Linked DNA regions of Mus musculus: region 2 is linked to region 1. A link is a loop called in an ENCODE intact Hi-C map of the cell type or tissue named here. Cell type or tissue: heart. All regions are shown on one strand.

What was found. Hi-C counts contacts between places; a loop is a spot of excess contacts. Peaks named below come from ENCODE experiments on the same cell type or tissue, not always from the same donor. Only the 100,000 strongest peaks of a DNase experiment are listed, where the experiment ranks them.
Region 2: it touches region 1 in a loop (8-fold over the local background); 2 of 42 quality-filtered maps call a loop at or near these places.

What each region holds. Positions count from the first base shown.
Region 1 is chr13:98,585,927-98,593,926 of GRCm38, forward strand. No RefSeq gene overlaps it. Among named protein-coding and RNA genes, the nearest start is that of Gm41033, 15 kb to the left of the region's middle. In heart, CTCF peaks have their summits at 1,767 (motif pointing left), 3,201 (motif pointing left) and 3,404; a DNase peak (open chromatin) is centred at 3,205; H3K4me3 peaks cover 2,719 bases; H3K27ac peaks cover 1,367 bases; H3K27me3 peaks cover 1,339 bases.
Region 2 is chr13:98,313,566-98,321,565 of GRCm38, forward strand. It overlaps Btf3 (basic transcription factor 3), which reads right to left and starts at 3,402. Exons shown (of 6, transcript NM_145455.3): 1 at 3,060-3,402; 2 at 2,665-2,733; 3 at 74-187. The coding sequence starts at 3,185. It overlaps Gm9828 (predicted gene 9828), which reads left to right and starts at 3,551. Exons shown (of 4, transcript NR_137279.1): 1 at 3,551-4,044; 2 at 5,509-5,580; 3 at 7,638-7,893. In heart, CTCF peaks have their summits at 3,466 and 3,669; a DNase peak (open chromatin) is centred at 3,436; H3K4me3 peaks cover 3,041 bases; H3K27ac peaks cover 1,772 bases.

The sequences.
Region 1 (8,000 bases):
GAGGAGATTAATCCCCTTTTCAAATCTTCATCTTTTCCTTCAAGATGTCTCTCCAAAGAAAGACAATTACGTCAAAGAAGGTCCGGGCCTCATTCTGCACAGTGCCTTTTAAAAAACATTCTGGGGGCCTGGTAGACAACATGTAAGCTGTAGACAGCAGCGCTTCCACAAGCCCGGCCCCTCACATCTGCACACCAGCTTCTCGGGAACAGAACGGAGACATATGCATTTTAACATATTCCAATAGCAGCATCTTGGGGGAGTGGGGGTGGGGATGTACCTTTTACCATATATGGTCATCATGCAATTCTCTCCAAGAACTCAGTGCAGATATTTATATAATAATATTACCATTCCTTACCCCCACCTCCAGGCTGGCAGAGGTTGAAGGAAACACTTTTGGAGGTCTCTACCACAACTGTATGAATGGTGTTGATTGGTTCTGATTTTTTTTTTTTTGAGCATGGATCAGACTATCAGCTTGTGAGGTATGTCAGAGTATTTTTTAAAATCTTTCTAAAAATATGAATGGATATAACAATTTGAAGTTATTACACACTAAACATTTTATTGGAGCCTGGGGATTCTTGGGTGAGCTTGCTCATTTTCTTTGGAGAATCCCAGTCCCCACTCAAATTCCAGGCACAGAAAGGAAGCCCTGGGGAATGAAGTGGCTTCTGGATGGCATGTCATCAGTCACTTAGGAGCTGCTCTGCTGATTATGAAGGTGGAGAAACGCAGTCAGTGGGAAGAAGCGAAGGAGTGGGCTTGCATTCCAAAGGAGAGACAATGTTTATGTAGCCCTGATGTCTGTCTCGGGAGTAGAATCGATGTAATTAAGCAAATAGAAGTGAGTTCATTTTAGTGTAGTGGCCATTTAAAAAAACAAAAAACAAAAAAAAACACATACAGCAAGGATGAAAATGTAGCCAAATAAGAAGCTAGAGTATTATAAAATCGGATGCCAGGTGAAGGCTGAGATTCCAATTCTGCTCTATTCTTAGTTTTTGGGTCTTTCCTCGTCAGAGCTCCTCTCCTACCTCATAGTTACCATGGAGATCAAGCAAAGAACGGTTATGAAACGTCTCCGAAAACGTTAACCACCACAGCGACACCAGCACATTCAGTTCTCACGAACTTTGTAGGACCAACAGCATTCTCACTTGACTGCCAATGTAAGGGTGCTCTCTCACCAGGGCTCTGGACTAAAGTTCTCTGTAATCCCCTTCCCTGTCCCCACAGGAGGCCTCTATGTCCAGTATGATCTTCAGGAGCAGAGTGGGTATTGCCCTGCGAATCAACCGCTGCCTGGTGGCCTCCAACACATGCTAAAAACAAAGCTCTTCTCAACACCTCCCGAATCAGAATAGTCTCTTGGAGACTAGAGAAGGAAGCAGTGTTGCACGGCTGGTCCTCTTCCTATTGGGCTATTCTCTCCTTCATACTGTATTTCAAGTCTATTCACACACCTAGGTGTCGTTGTAGCTCCGCCCCCGTGGGAGGGGAGAGCCTAAAATGTTAATTATCTGGAACGGTAGCTTGCACTTCACATTCTGGATCCCGGGATGGGATTTAAGCCTATTTAGATTTTCTGTGAATTCTTTGAGGTTAATGCAACTTCTGAATGTGACTAGTAATCTCTAATTATTTGCAGAGATGGTAAATGTGAGACCAGATTAAATCCACTGATAATCCCCAAATCTCATTTTAGCCAACAGCGCGGCTCTTTTCCCACCAACCCTGGAACAGTCAACTCAGAACCGCAGCTTTTTTTCTTTCTCCTGCCTACCCTCTGCTGGAGATGCAAGCAAATCGCCCGAATTTCCAAGGGGTGGAGGTAGAAAGCCAGCAGAAGAGCGAGTGGAAAATCCGACCGCCTGGGCCACTGCCCTGCTGGAGAACTAGACACTGAGTAACCGAAGATCCTGACATAAAAGGAGCAAACCACTGGCGCAGATATTAGGAGCCCTGGGCCACAGTGTCATGAAGGAGCCTCGCTGTCCCTCGTTTGCATGCTGGTACACTGAGATCATTGCTCTCTGTCAGGTTGGACTAGCTTCCTCCTGGAAGGGGTGGGAGAGAGTGGAGCCTGAAGCCGAGGCCGGCTGGGGGGGGGGGCGGGGGGCTGTAGCCCCAGACAAGCCGAGCTCTGGGAGGGGCCCACCTGCTCCCTTCCACTGAGACACAACATCAGATAGCTAGGCCCAGAGGAGGAAAGCAGGCTTTCTTTGGTTTTGCTGTTAAGGCTTTTAAAATCATATTCTTACTCGATTGCTTATTAGCATCAGAATAGTTCCCTAGTCTCTTTGAGCCAGGTCTGTTTTGAAAAAAACAATAAAATTTTACATTATCATTTTTATATATCTTATTAGATATTCCAAAATAATTATCACCAAGGAAACAAAGCACTGCAAATATTTTTAAAGCCAAGAGTTTTCTTTTTCCTTAAAAGAGAAAACTGGAAAATATTTTTAATCAAAGAATTAAATGTCCGCTCAAAAGCACACAAATATCCCACTGAACTTTGATCAGTCTGTTTTTAAATCTATGTTGACCCTGCTGAGCCAGAACCATTGTTTAGCTCCAGTTCCAAGGATTCAGAACGCATTCGAATCCGGGAGAAGAAAAAGGGACAAAGCTTGGCAAAGAGAGGAGAACCGGTTGAACGGTATCTTCTTGGGGCGAGGTGACAGAAACCTGTGGAAACTGGTAGCTGAGGGAGCCAATGTGAATCATATATCAAAAGCTGGCTCCTGAGTCACAAAAGTCTAATGGGCTAATTTCAGCAACTCTGCACTCCGCGTATGCAAATATATAGTGGGGTTGGGGTGGCGGGTGGAAGGGTAACAGTGGTCTCCAGTTTCGGGGCAGGGAGGTTTCAGAGGCAGAAGGGAAGGCGGGAAGAAATGGACACCTTTCTTCCCAGGATGAAATGTCCGTGTGAGGGATGAAGGGACCTCCCGGCTCAGAGAGCCAGGAGCTCCCTGGCGACCACTTGCAGGACTCCCGGTTTCGAGTCGCCGCGCCAGCAGAACCCAGGGATTCGGACCAGTCGCAGAGCGGCGGCGTCGGTGCGGACCCAGCTGCGTCTCTTCACTGTCCTCCCGGGACTCCTGGGGGCCCCCGCCGCCTCCTGGCTGCCAGCTCTGTCCCTGCTCCGCGCCTCTGCGCCACCAGGAGCTGGGTTGACCTGCGGCCTCGAGCCTCTTTCCTGCCCCCTCGTGGCCATTCAGGGAAAACCGCGTGGGTCTCTCGGTCACTTAGGACCAGCGCTGCCGCCGCCGCAGACCCGATGGGAGACACTTGAGTTAGTGCAGGGGGGGCAGGGGCCGGGGGGGCACCGAGCAGAAAAACTGTCGATTGGGTGACGCCGAGGTACGGAGACCCTGTGGGCTCTGACAGGAGAAAGGTCCTCCAGAGCTGGCCATCTAAGGCAGTTGACCAAGGACCTGGCTGGCTTTCTGGGCAGTCACGTGATTACGGTGGAAGGACAGCGGATCTACAGTATGGAGTTAGGAGATGGACAAGGGCATAGTTTCGTCCCAGGTGAACCAGCCTGGCTGCCCTTTGGCAGGGCCAGGCACAAGAATGTGTTTCAGGTTACTGCCTATAAAGGACTTCCGCATCTGGTCGAGTGTGGGTGCGTGGCCTTTCTGGATTTCAGCTGCCAAAAAAATATACTATCCTCCGTTTGTCAAACAAGGTGAAAATCGAATGTGCTTGAAGAGGGTAGGCTTCCTGACTTTTGCTGCGCCCCTGACGAATATGGCTTGGGAAACCAAGAGCAGATGGAGACTCATTTCCCTGTGGTCATCCAGGTTTCTGCTGGTTCAGGATCTCGTGACAGATGAAAAATTATTCGTGGTGCTGGTAAACGTTCCTCCCTAGAAACTCCAAGTGGGCTTGACTCACTCGCTGGCTGGCTGGCTGGCTTATGTTTTATGGACGTTCTCTTGAGGGCTTTGAAGTTATTTGTCTTCAAATCTGTTTCTCAGCTTCCCAGCTCCTGAATAAATTACCCACCCCCTCTGCTTCCACACCCACAGCTTCTCCCCCACTGTGAACAGGGAAGTTGTGGGCTTTGGTTGGTTTGTTTGTTTGTTTGTTTGTTTGTTTGTTTGTTTTTGAAGACATCTTAGAACAAGAGCAGTTGGGCTTAATCCGTCTGTTGTCAGCCCTGGGAAATCTGTTTTTGTGTGGTTGGCTGAAAAGCTTGATGAAGATGAGGGGAGTTGGACCCTTGGACTTGATTCTGGTCACGGGCTTATCCCTGGGTCACAGGGTCACAATTTGCCTGAGTCTGGTTGCCTTGTGGGGCCAAGTCATGGGTGCTCATTTATAGATCGTGTTAAATACTCACACTGCGAACATCTCCATGCTTGTTTAAGGATTGCCATTCGCCAGAAGTTGGTGCTAATTGATGCCAGGCAGTTCTGCTGCAAAGACTGCAGGCTTAGATGTGTTGTGCTCTTCGTGGAAAAGAGGGAATGATCAGCAACAGCATTGGGTGGACGAGCCATGAACAACTTCCTGTTGTCCAGGAAGCTCTGTAAGGAGGTTGTTGGGCTTGTGAGAAAAGGTGGGGCTCTGATCACTTGTTCATTTTGATGCCTAACAGGGGATGCTTCTCTCTCTCTCTCTCTCTCTCTCTCTCTCTCTCTCTCTCTCTCTCTCTCTCTCTCTCTCTCTCTTTCTTTCTTTCCGTTTTTAGAATTATTTCTTTATGAGTACACTGTAGCTGTCTTCAGACACACCAGAAGAGGGCATCAGATCTCATTACAGATGGTCCTGAGCCACCATGTGGTTGCTGGGAATTGAACTCAGGACCTCTGGAAGAGCAGCCAGTGCTCTTAACCGCTGAGCCACCTCTCCAGCCCCTGGTGCTTTCCTTTCTATCCTCCACAATCCCATTGCCTCCCCCATCCATGCAATGTGTTGAGGAGGTTACTAAGAGCCCCCCAGGGAATCCCAGAGCAGCCACTTCTGGGGTCCTGATTTATCACACTTTCATGATTTACCTCCCCAGGGTCTTGAGCTGGAAAAAGATTCTCTGATTCTCCAGCTGGACCTTCCCAAACAAGGGTAAGGACCCTGTCCCCCCCCCCCCATCCTTAAAGTTCTACTAAAACAACAACATCCGTGACAACAAAAATAAAACAAACAAAAAATTAAAATAAACAAAAGAAAGACATCTGGTATGTTTACAAAGCACACATTTCTTACGCTAAAATAATTAAAGCCTGTCACAGGCTGGGCTGGTCCTGCCTGTAGCTGGACTCCACATCACAGCTCGGAAAGAGGAAAGATTTACCACTGGGCTCTCGAGTCTTCTTTGGGGGAAGTTCCTGCTTGGCTAGACTTCCATTTCTTTATGTCTCTCATTCTAAGGACTCTGAGCTATACTTTGGTTTTCCCGTACAGAAAAGCCTTTGCCAGACCAGCTTCTGGGTTCCTACCTGGGCCTCTGGACAGTCCTATGCTGTCCCCAGCAACACCCAGGAAGGTTCACAGTCTCATCTCTTACTCTGTATAGTTCAGAGCAGATCTGGGAGGTTGGGTCCCATCCTCCCAGAAGCCCCTCCCCCCTCTGTATTTACCCCTCCCTTCTTCCCTCCTCTGCCTCCACACCAAAACACTGCTGAAACCACCTGTTTTGTGTTGTGAAAGCCTGGAACACCCCATCCTCCACTCGCACAGACCTCCCACTGAGTTCCAGTTTCCAGTCCAAACTCCACATATGAGTTCTTGACTGGTTGGAAAAGTACAAAAAAAAGTCACATATTCCGAACTGACGTGCGTGGTAGTCTTCTCTTCCTGCTTGCTCTTGTCTCGGAGGAGGACTAGCCTCAGTCAGGTTCTAATCCCCAGGCGGTAGACTCCCCAAAGATTAAACTACCTGCAAAATTAGTCATCTCCGCAGGTTGCCACGGAGACCATCAGACCTCTCAAATGTGTTAGGCATGATTTTACAAGCGAAAACTACAACCTTGGTGTGTCAGGAGCTATAAAATCACAGCCAGAAGTAAACAGGTTCACACCTTCCTGTCTCTGTGAGGGAAATGACCAAACTCCCCAACTGGCAGTCTGTGAATCTCCTGGTGAAGTTTATTTGTTGAATATTTTCTTTCGCCCTCTATCGACATCTGTTACTGGGCAAGCAGCAGTGAGCGTCCACAGTTGGCAGCAAAAGTTGGAAGAGTGAAACCTTTAACTTCACTATACTCTCAGATAAAGTAGGCCTCCCCGGGCAGGTCCACATGCTAATAATAGAGTGGTGGCTGCTACCTTTCCTGGCAAAGAAGGCTTGCAGAGGTGTCTATGACTTGAGATGGGGACATTTTCCTGAATGATCTGTGTGGACCCCATGTAGTCACAAGGGGCTTTGTAAGTACAGGAGGAAGGCAGGAGAGTGACAGACAGAAAAATTTGAAGATGCCAAATTGCTAGTTCTGATGAAGGGAGAGGCCGTGGGCCAAGGAATGCAGGGAGCCTCTAGAAGCTGGAAAAGTCAAAAAGATGGATTCTCCCTGAGAGGCTCCGCAGAGGAAGCCTTGCCAACATCTTGATTTGAATCCAGTGAGACCCATTTCAGACTTCTGACCTCCGGTACTGTATGCTAATAAATCTGCATTATTTTAAGCCACTGAAGTTGGTAGCTGCTTTTTAATAGTAAGACATCACGGCGCCGGTTAGCTTGTTAGCACGGCTTGATAAAAGAATACCGTTCTTGTTTTGAAGGGGACACCGATACAACATGAAGAATGAAACCGTGTCCCCAGCTATTCCCTTAGGGGAAGAGTTACCATCTGCCGTCTCGTCACTAAGGTCTGTTTGAGGACCTGCTGGGAGGAACTTCATATGGAGGATGAAGCTGGGGCTTAACATGGTTAACTGATGTCCTTGAAGCTGCACCCTCAGACACACGTGCCTTCTCAGCAAATCCCAACGATGCTCTTCTTTCTCCTTTCTCAGAGATTAGCTCACACATCCAGCAAGCACCCCAGGCCACCTGTAGGAACTCCTAGTTACCCAGTTCACTCCTAGTCAGAAGGCTCCCTCGTCTTCCTTGGGGGGTTCCTCTATGGAAGCAGCCTGCCTACTGCTGTTTCTAAAACCACATTAGGCTGCAAATAAGGCTTCCGTTGAAAGTTTTTAGGCCAGTGGCATCATGGGAAATTGCTGGCACGTTGAACTTCTGCTCACTTCATGCACAGGTCTGTGTGTGGACTTATCCTCCCCTTCAAAGGCCAGGATGGGGAAAGTTCCATTCGCTGTGACACGGCAGAGGGCCTAGCGTCACTTCATGAAAGTGCCTCTTCAGAGGGAAAGGAAGTCCAGGGAAGGACCTCATGGATGGACCCTTTGCTCTGATTCAGTGACCTTCAGCCTTGCCCCCATGCAACCACCACGGAACTATCTGTCAATGGCCAGGGTCCACCCCAGCCAATGAAGCCTGGTAAAGCCTGGGCTTCCAGTCCTGTTCAGTCTCCCCGGGGGGTGGGTACCAGGTCCGTGAATAGATGCACAGACCTGGTAGCCATGGTGCTGGAGAATAGTCCCAGTTCTCCAGTGCCCCTCTGAGCAGAGCTCATGTGGTTGAGCAGAGTCAGAGGTTTGGAAATGTGAAAACTCCGAACTGCCCAGGCGTCTTAATAGGGAACCGCAAAACAGAAGCCCGTAGACATAATTACTTGGTCAGATCTGAAGGCACCCTGGGATCCGAGGTGAGAGCTGGGGATGGGTGTGTGTGTGTGTGTGTGTGTGTGTGTGTGTGTGTGTGTGTGTGTGTGTGTGTTTTATGTGTGTGTGTGTGTAGTTCTCCTTGAGTGCATGCATGAGAGTATGTTTGAGAAAGGCATGTGTGTTGATGGTATATGTGAGTTACACTGTAGAATGTGAGAGTGTCTGCATGTGTGTTCATGTGCATGACAGTGATAGATATGTGGGGGCGGGGGGGGTGTGCATGTGTGTGTGTGAGAGAGAGACAAACAGACAGACAG
Region 2 (8,000 bases), 270 kb before region 1:
AACAGCAGAGCCACGACAATTACTTAATACATGACCATTAAACTTTGCAGTCACACCACGTTTTGGCACGTACCTCTTCAATACCAGAGATGTTGTTCACCCCTAACTTCTTTAAGGAGAACTGCAGTTTCTTATCGTCTGCTGTGGCCGTTCTGTGAACCACCTTCTTCTTCCTACGAGCAGTTCCCTATGGGAGCAAGAGGGGAAACGACACATTGACACAGCAGCAGATCTTCTCCAATTCTTTTCAGACCTTTGCTTCCGTATAAGACAGTTAATCAGATGTAACAAGGTGGCACACTCTGATGGATCTCTGAATATGAAGTCAGCCTGGCTAACCTTACTGAGTTCTAGGCAAACCAGAGCAAAACAACTGAGACCTGGTTTCAAGTAAAAACAAATACATAATAAAGACTAACGGTAGTTATCAAACCCACAAACTAAGAAGTTCAAAAGACAGGCTAAGATGGAAGTAAGGAATGACATAGGAATTCTTCATAAGCACCAGTTTGCCACGTGCAAAAAAGTCTTTCACAAGCCCTGACATTTTAAGTCTTTTTAGGCCATGTTTCAACCTAAGCTAAGCCTCATCTTTACCTCTTGTTTTCAAAGAAAAATCAATAGCTTAATATTCACAGATGAGACAGTATACAAACAACTCATGAATCTGTATACAAATATCTATTATAGCCAAGAGTAGAAAGTTCTTAACCCACAGAGCTCTCGTAAGTCAACTAGACCTTTCTCAACTCTCTCCCTCTTCCCTGCATTGCTCACCCCCCTCCCCAGCAAATTTCTTCTCCCCTCGAAAAGGGCTCTTCTCAATCACTCAACAAAAGGACTTCACAAACATCTCCATTTTTTCTAGATTTTATTGTTAGTCATATTTTAAAATCCTATCAAGTCATCGTCCAATCTGTCTTTCCTCAACTCTGCACTAAATGCATGACATGCTATGTTACTTCCAACTTTATGTAGACTATAAACAAACTTTTACAACAATAAGAACCAGGAAAATTTTAGATTATAAAATACAGACTACCACTTATAGATCTCACACATTTCACAAATGTAGAACTTAAAAGATTGTCAGTTTTTCCATTAGACACTGAAAAGGGTCTTGAATAATATTCACCTAACAGCATGTGAATCTTACACTACTTTTCTCTAAGGCTACATTCACTCATTCTATAAGTAAAGTTTCTTAAAAGGTACAGAAAAAATGTTCCCATATTATAACTGGAAACATTGTCTTAGCTTAACAAAGACTAGATACAAAGTATCCCTATGAGACTGACTTGGAAGGCTTTCATTTTCCATGTATTGATGATGCTAAAACATAAAACCCAGTAATTAAAGAGGAACAACCTTGCACACAAGCACATCACTCCAGAAACTAAAAAGAAAGAAAACAAGCCCAGCTTTTTCCTAGCACCTGAAGGCTTCTGCCTTAAAATTAAAAGGTCGAGAAGCATCTAAGGTTAATGTCCTGAGTGCAAACTGAAGACTACAATTGCCAGCAAAGGCAAACAGGATGCTTACTGCTGGTGCCAACTCTCCTAACTTATGTTATGTTACGTTCCACATTTCCTTATCTCTCAGAAGACTACTGAAGATTTACCTTCAGTAAAAGTTAAAGTTAGAACAATTTAATAGGTAATAAACTTGTACTATGGAAGCTCCACAGGTTTCTCGGAGACTCCATGCTTCAACCTGTTAAACACCAGGAATGTGCTAACTCGATACTTGAAACTAAGGAGCTCTTCATCTGGAGTGGACCCAGCACCAACACCAAGTTCAATTCTTTCAGAGCAGAATCCACTTGGAGAAACCAACCTGCCAACACATTTGCATTCTCTCACTGTAGCATAATTACAAAGGTTGAGGAACAAAAGACATGTGCTAAGGTAGGATTTCCCAACCTAACACTGTTCACGAATTTAAATAGGAAGGTATCCTCAAATACCCTAAAAAAGACAATTAGTCTGTTGAGCATTTAGTTCAGAAAGCAATGCAGAAGAGCAGAAGATCTTCATAATAATAATAATAATAATAAAATTACCTAATCATTAAGTAGAACAGGAAAAGCCAATACTTTCAGTTAACTTACTTTTAAAAAAAATGGGGTGGGAATGCAGTTTGGGAGTTGAGAGGTCCTCTAGCATGTACCAAAACATGTGTTGGATCTCAGGACAACTCAAAGGTAACAAAATAACCACCCCCAACATTGTACAAGTCAAGGGTACACGGTACACAAAGATTTGGCAGAGAACATACTTTCCCCCCCATTCATAAAATCCAGTAACATTTGTTTATATGCGCCATAATCCTGAACCTCTTGCAAGCAAGGCACCGTTTTTAAGTGCTATTTTCTTCTCTACTCGATGACCGACCTCACCCCTACTATCTATCTATCTATCTATCTCCTCCTTGTCTCTTAGTATTGGTCTCATTTCCCTTGGATTTGCTAGCTTTGCGAAATGTCCCCTGCCAAGCAAAGTGACAAAAAAAACCCAAAAAACCAACCAACCAAACCAAAAACAACAACAACAACAACAAAAAAAACAAAAAACAAAAAACCCAACAACGTGAGAAATGCAAACGGAACTTTGGAAGAGAGAGAGGAGAGAAAAAGAAAGGAGGAAAAAAAAAAAAGAAACTTACTTTCCCACCAATGCGCACTTGTGCCTGCAGTTTGGCGAGTTTCTCCTGGTTCATGATTGTTTCTTTCATCTACAAAGAGAGAGGAAAAAAAAAAATCCTCAGCCAAGAACAAGAACGGCCGGGCCCCCCCTCCAGCATTCCACGCTCGTTATTTCCCGCTACACTCGCAGGAGAACGTCGTCCCCCTCGGGCTGAGGCCTGGATCCCCAATTCACCCCTCCAGGCTCGCCGGGGCGCACAGGGCCCCTCGCCCCTCCCCCGCCCGGCCCGGCCCGGCCTCGGGCTCAGCCCCACGGCGACCGAGCATCCCCCGCTCCCCGCCGCCCTGCCCGGCCTGGGCCGAGGCCTCGCCACGGCCTGCCCGGCCCGGCCACTCTCCGCAGGCCTCGCGGTACCTGAGACTCCCGTCCTCGGCTTCCGCCGAGAGGGAGAGAGGGCGTCGCTTCGGCCCCGGGCCAGCCGCCCCTGGCTCGCCCTCGCCCCCGAGAGTCCGCCTGGGTGGGAGCGCCCGTCCGTCGCATCGCTTTCCTCAGCTCCGTCCGTCCCCTCCCTGCCTCGCTCCTGCCGGGAAACGCCCGCCCCACCCCCAACTCCCGGTCTCCTCCCACGCCGGCGTCCACGGCCTTTTTTCTGTACCTTGTCGGAGTGGAAATGGCGCCGCGCGGGGAACTAAGGTTCACGCTCAGGGGGTCTCGGGCAGACCAGCTGAGAGAAGGCGCACACACGCGGGGACGCAAGATGGCAGCTAGAGGGAGGCCGGAAGTAACGCGACGCCACTTCCTCCAGAATTCAGGAAGCGGAGTTGGCGTCGCCGCGCATGCGCAGCCGGGGGCCGGTCCGCGGCTGTTTCTTTCCTTTCGTCCAGCGGCGGGCCGGGAGCAGCACCGGAGAGCTGGGACCCGCGGTCGCCGTCCGCGGTCCTGGGAAAGGCCGCGGATAGATCGGACAGTGAGGCTCCCTGTAGAGCTGTGGTTAAATCAGTCTGCCCTGTGGCCACCCCGTAGGGCGTCCAGCTTTGTCCAGTAGGCTGCAGTGTCTGCTCAATGCCGGGTGTAAATAAAAAACTATCGAAATCAGCCAGGCTAATGTTGCTTTCCAAAATTAAGTGACTTGGGTGATGTAGAAATCGCGACTCAGAATGTCTAGAAAGCATGTTCGGAATGCTTTCCAGATCTCCACCCTTCAGCAATTCGGTTTATTCAAGGTTGAAACAGGGTAACAAGATTTGTAACCTCTTAACCCTTCTACACCTCTACCATCGACTCCCTGATCTCGAATCGTCATGGATTCGACCATGAAGCATTCACGATGGAGCAAACTTTACCTTGAATTCTTCCAAGATGAATTTGAGCCTGCGTGCTTGGGGGTAAAAACGTGGCTGTGAGTTAAAGTTTGCCGAACTCCAGCACGAATTGTGGTTGTCGTTTTTTTGTTTTTTTGTTTTTGTTTTTTGTTGTTGTTGCATAATTTGATGGTTGTTTTAAAAAGTGTCTCGATAAGTAATCCTGGCTAGTCTGAAGCACACAGCTATTCTCCGGCCTCAGAGCCCCTCTGTCCAATGCTGGGATTATAGTCGTCTAGCACCATTCCCAGACAAATTTTAAGATAACCTTAGAAAATCCCTATATGAAGATTAAAAAACGAAAAAGAAAAAGAGGTTAAGTGAAAATTCTGTGTGCTTAAGCCTTTTTCCAATCTTAGCTACGAAATGTTTTTGAATATTCCAAAGAGAAAGTTGTGTTAGAATTTTTAGAGAATACAATTTATCCAGAAAAGTTGCCGAAATGAATACTCTAGCTAAAATCAATTTTTTTTCCCCTTGGAAACCTTTTTACACAAGAGTTTCTTGCAACAGCGATGAGTCATTTAAAAAATCGGGAGAGACAACTACGTTGCTATGTAGAAAATTGTAACAAGTTCTTTTTCTTGAAACAACAACAATGTTTCTTTTATCCGAACAAGTAAGTTTGTCTCAGAAAACCATGCTTGTTGTCTACCCTATGAAGTACCTAACCATTCTCCAAATAACTGAGATGAGGCAACAGAATTCAGTGCTACAGAAAATATATAAAACATGACTGTGTTACATATGATGGATAAAAGGTAAAACTAGTTCTTTTTGTTTTTGTTTTTTTTTTTTTTTTTTTTTTGTTGTTGTTTTTCCAGACAGGGTTTCTCTGTATAGCCCTGGCTGTCCTGGAACTCACTCTTTAGACCAGGCTGGCCTCGAACTCAGAAATCCCCCTGCCTCTGCCTCCCAAGTGCTGGGATTAAAGGCATGCACCACCACGCCCGGCTAACTAGTTCTTTTTAAAGAAATGTTTATCTGTAGAATATTTTACTCTTCATATTACACTGAAAGTATGTGAAACTTCCTAATCATGATATTTTCTGAATTTTTACATAAAACTCTACAATATGTAACTGATACCTGTCTCATCTTTTAGGCCTATATTCAAGAAATATGACTTAGTTTCTTTTCCCCTATTCTGTCATGGTATAGAAGACTTGTATGATTTTGAAAATCACCAAACTGTAAGGAAGACGATGTTTATTTTGACCCTTGCTGCACCAGGACTTCAGATTTTGCTAATATTTATATACCAGCCTTTTAAAAAACAATCGAAGGACTTTGTTATTGTTTTACTTTTCCTCTAGAAGTTACCATTTGCGGTCTGTCTTCAGGACTACCATTTCCCACTTGCTCCGGCTGTCTACAGCAAGTGTAAAGGCTTGCCTCCCACCCTTTACTGCTCATATAGAACAATGCAAGAGCTGCTTACTTAGCATTGTCAACAGAATTCGAGAAAAAAAAAAAACATGATTGCTCTCCTTGATTCATAGGACATGTCTAAACAAAATATATGGTCATTTTCATCTCTGACTGGAACTTGAATTGGCTTCAGCAAGAACCAGGTATTTACTTGACATCAGGTTGCTTCTTCTTCTTTTTTTTGAGACAGGGTTTCTCTGTATAGCCTGGCTGTCCTGGAACTCACTCTGTAGACCAGGCTGGCCTCGAACTCAGAAATCCACCTGCCTCTGCCTCCTGAGTGCTGGGATTAAAGGCATGTGCTACCACTGCCCAGCTCAGGCTTAATTCTTAAGGGGAATTATGACCCACAAGAAGTTTTGAGAAATGACTGAAGATGAATGTGCGTGTGTGCATGTGTGTGTGTGTGTGTGTGTAAAGGACAGAAGACAATTATTGGGAATTGAATTACTTTCACTATGGGTCCCACAGATTGAGCTGAGGTCATAAGGTGATGTGACAAGGGCATTTCTCCTGAGGCATCTCTCAGGCAGGTTCCTGTGCTAGTTGTCAGAGAACCACAATGGGCATACCATCCATTAAACTTCTTTGTGTTCTCCTTCCAGTATCTGTCTCTCCCACGTGGATATCTATACGTTAGCTTGCCAAGTCTCGGAAAATCTTGCTTTTTACATCTCTTTCACCTTTTTGCCACAGAAATATTGTTTTTTTCTTGTTTTTGTTTGTTTTTTTTCCTCTCTCCAAATTCTCCATTTGTTGACAGGTAGTGTATAGTAGGACCATCTTGGACCCACCAGTGATATAAATAATGGCACGTAGGCTTTTCAATATTTTAAAAGTTAAATTTTAAAATACTAAAAAAAAATTAGTATGTTAAAGCTTAGGCCTTTTGCTGGGCAGTCTCCCAACTCCTCTAAACCTGACTGGATTGGCTCTACCTCTGCTTCACTCTGGTCAACCCACTGACCCCTGCCTCTAGTGAATCTCCCTCCTCTCTCTCTCTCTCTCTCTCTCTCTCTCTCTCTCTCTCTGCTGGGAAGTTCTGCCTTACACTTCCTACCCAGCTATTGGCTGTCAGATTTTTTTTTTAGATTTCTTTATTTCATGTATGTGAGTACATGGTCACTAGCTTTGGACAGACCAGAAGAAGGCATCAGATCTCATGACAGATGGTAGTGAGCCACCATGTGGTTGCTGGGACTTGAACTCAGGACCTCTGGAAGAGCAGTCATTGCTCTTAACCACTGAGCCATCTCTCCAGCCCTAGCTGTCAGATCTTTATTACAGCCAGTCAGATACAATTCTAGATTACCTTAGGCAGATGAGGAAGAACAATATTTAACAAAATACTGAGAACAGTGATGGGCCATAAAGTAACAATACCAAAATCCTGCCCGTATTTAGCTCTCGGAGGGTATTAACAATAGAATATACAGAGACACACCTTCATACAACAGGAGTGCTTTAGCCCACATACATAGTATGTACCCATAGAGAAAAGAAACCTGGGGGTACCTGGGCATTCCTGAGGAGACACACATCTTGGCCTGATACAGAGGAACAGTCAGTCCATGGCCTGGATGGATGGTATGTTCTTTCCTCTTCCTAGTTCTCCTTCCTACTTAGACTTAAAGTCCAGAGAAGAAATATATTTTTCCATGGGTGGAACCCACAAGGCCTTGTTTGTTTGTTTGTTTGTTTGTTTGTTTGTTCATTTCTTCGAGACAGTGATTCTTTGTGTAGCCCTGGCTGACCTGGAACTCACTCTGTAGACCAGGCTGGCCTCCAACTCAGAAATCAGCCTGCCTCTGCCTCCCAAGTGCTGGGATTAAAGGCGTGTGCCACCACTGCCCGGCCCCCACAGGGCCTTGTAAGATAGATCTCACTGTACAGTATCGTAAAATGCATTCAAAGAAAATGAGCCCAGACTTCATGGCAGCACTGCAAGTACTGGCTGGTCCAGTGGCCTGACCTCTGACTCTAGACAGGGAAAACGTGTCTACTGGATGGGCATTTGATGCTTGCTTATGATGGAGCGGGGGTGAGCTTCCTCGCCGCCAATATACTATCAGCCCCTACCCAGCAGTCCTGCTTGCTAATTGTGGGGGACAGATGTGTACAAATTGTCCATTGAAATCAAGTATGCAAGGAAATAAGTCATTTGGGGCCCATTTTCACACAGCAACACCTTCTCTTCCAGCTCACACCTAAGTCATCAACAAGACTCTTGCAGATTTCTTCTGGAGAGACAGAAATATCTGCAGCCAGGAGGACGGCTGTTGGAGGAATTCAGGAGCATTCGACGGAGTCTCCTGTAGTCGGCGAGTGGTCAGTTTTACACATCCTCCTCAGGACCTCACAGGCAAGAACAGCAGGATCTGCTTCCTTCATGAAACCTTGGCTCTGTTCTATCCATCGACAGTCCTTCAGGATACCTAACCTGTCCAGAAACCAAGGTGGGTGGGGGGATGGACAGTACCACTTACCATTCTCCCATCAATCCATGACAGAATTTGCTTTGTCTTCTACAGTGTTATACTTTGCTGGCTGAGAGGCCTTAGTT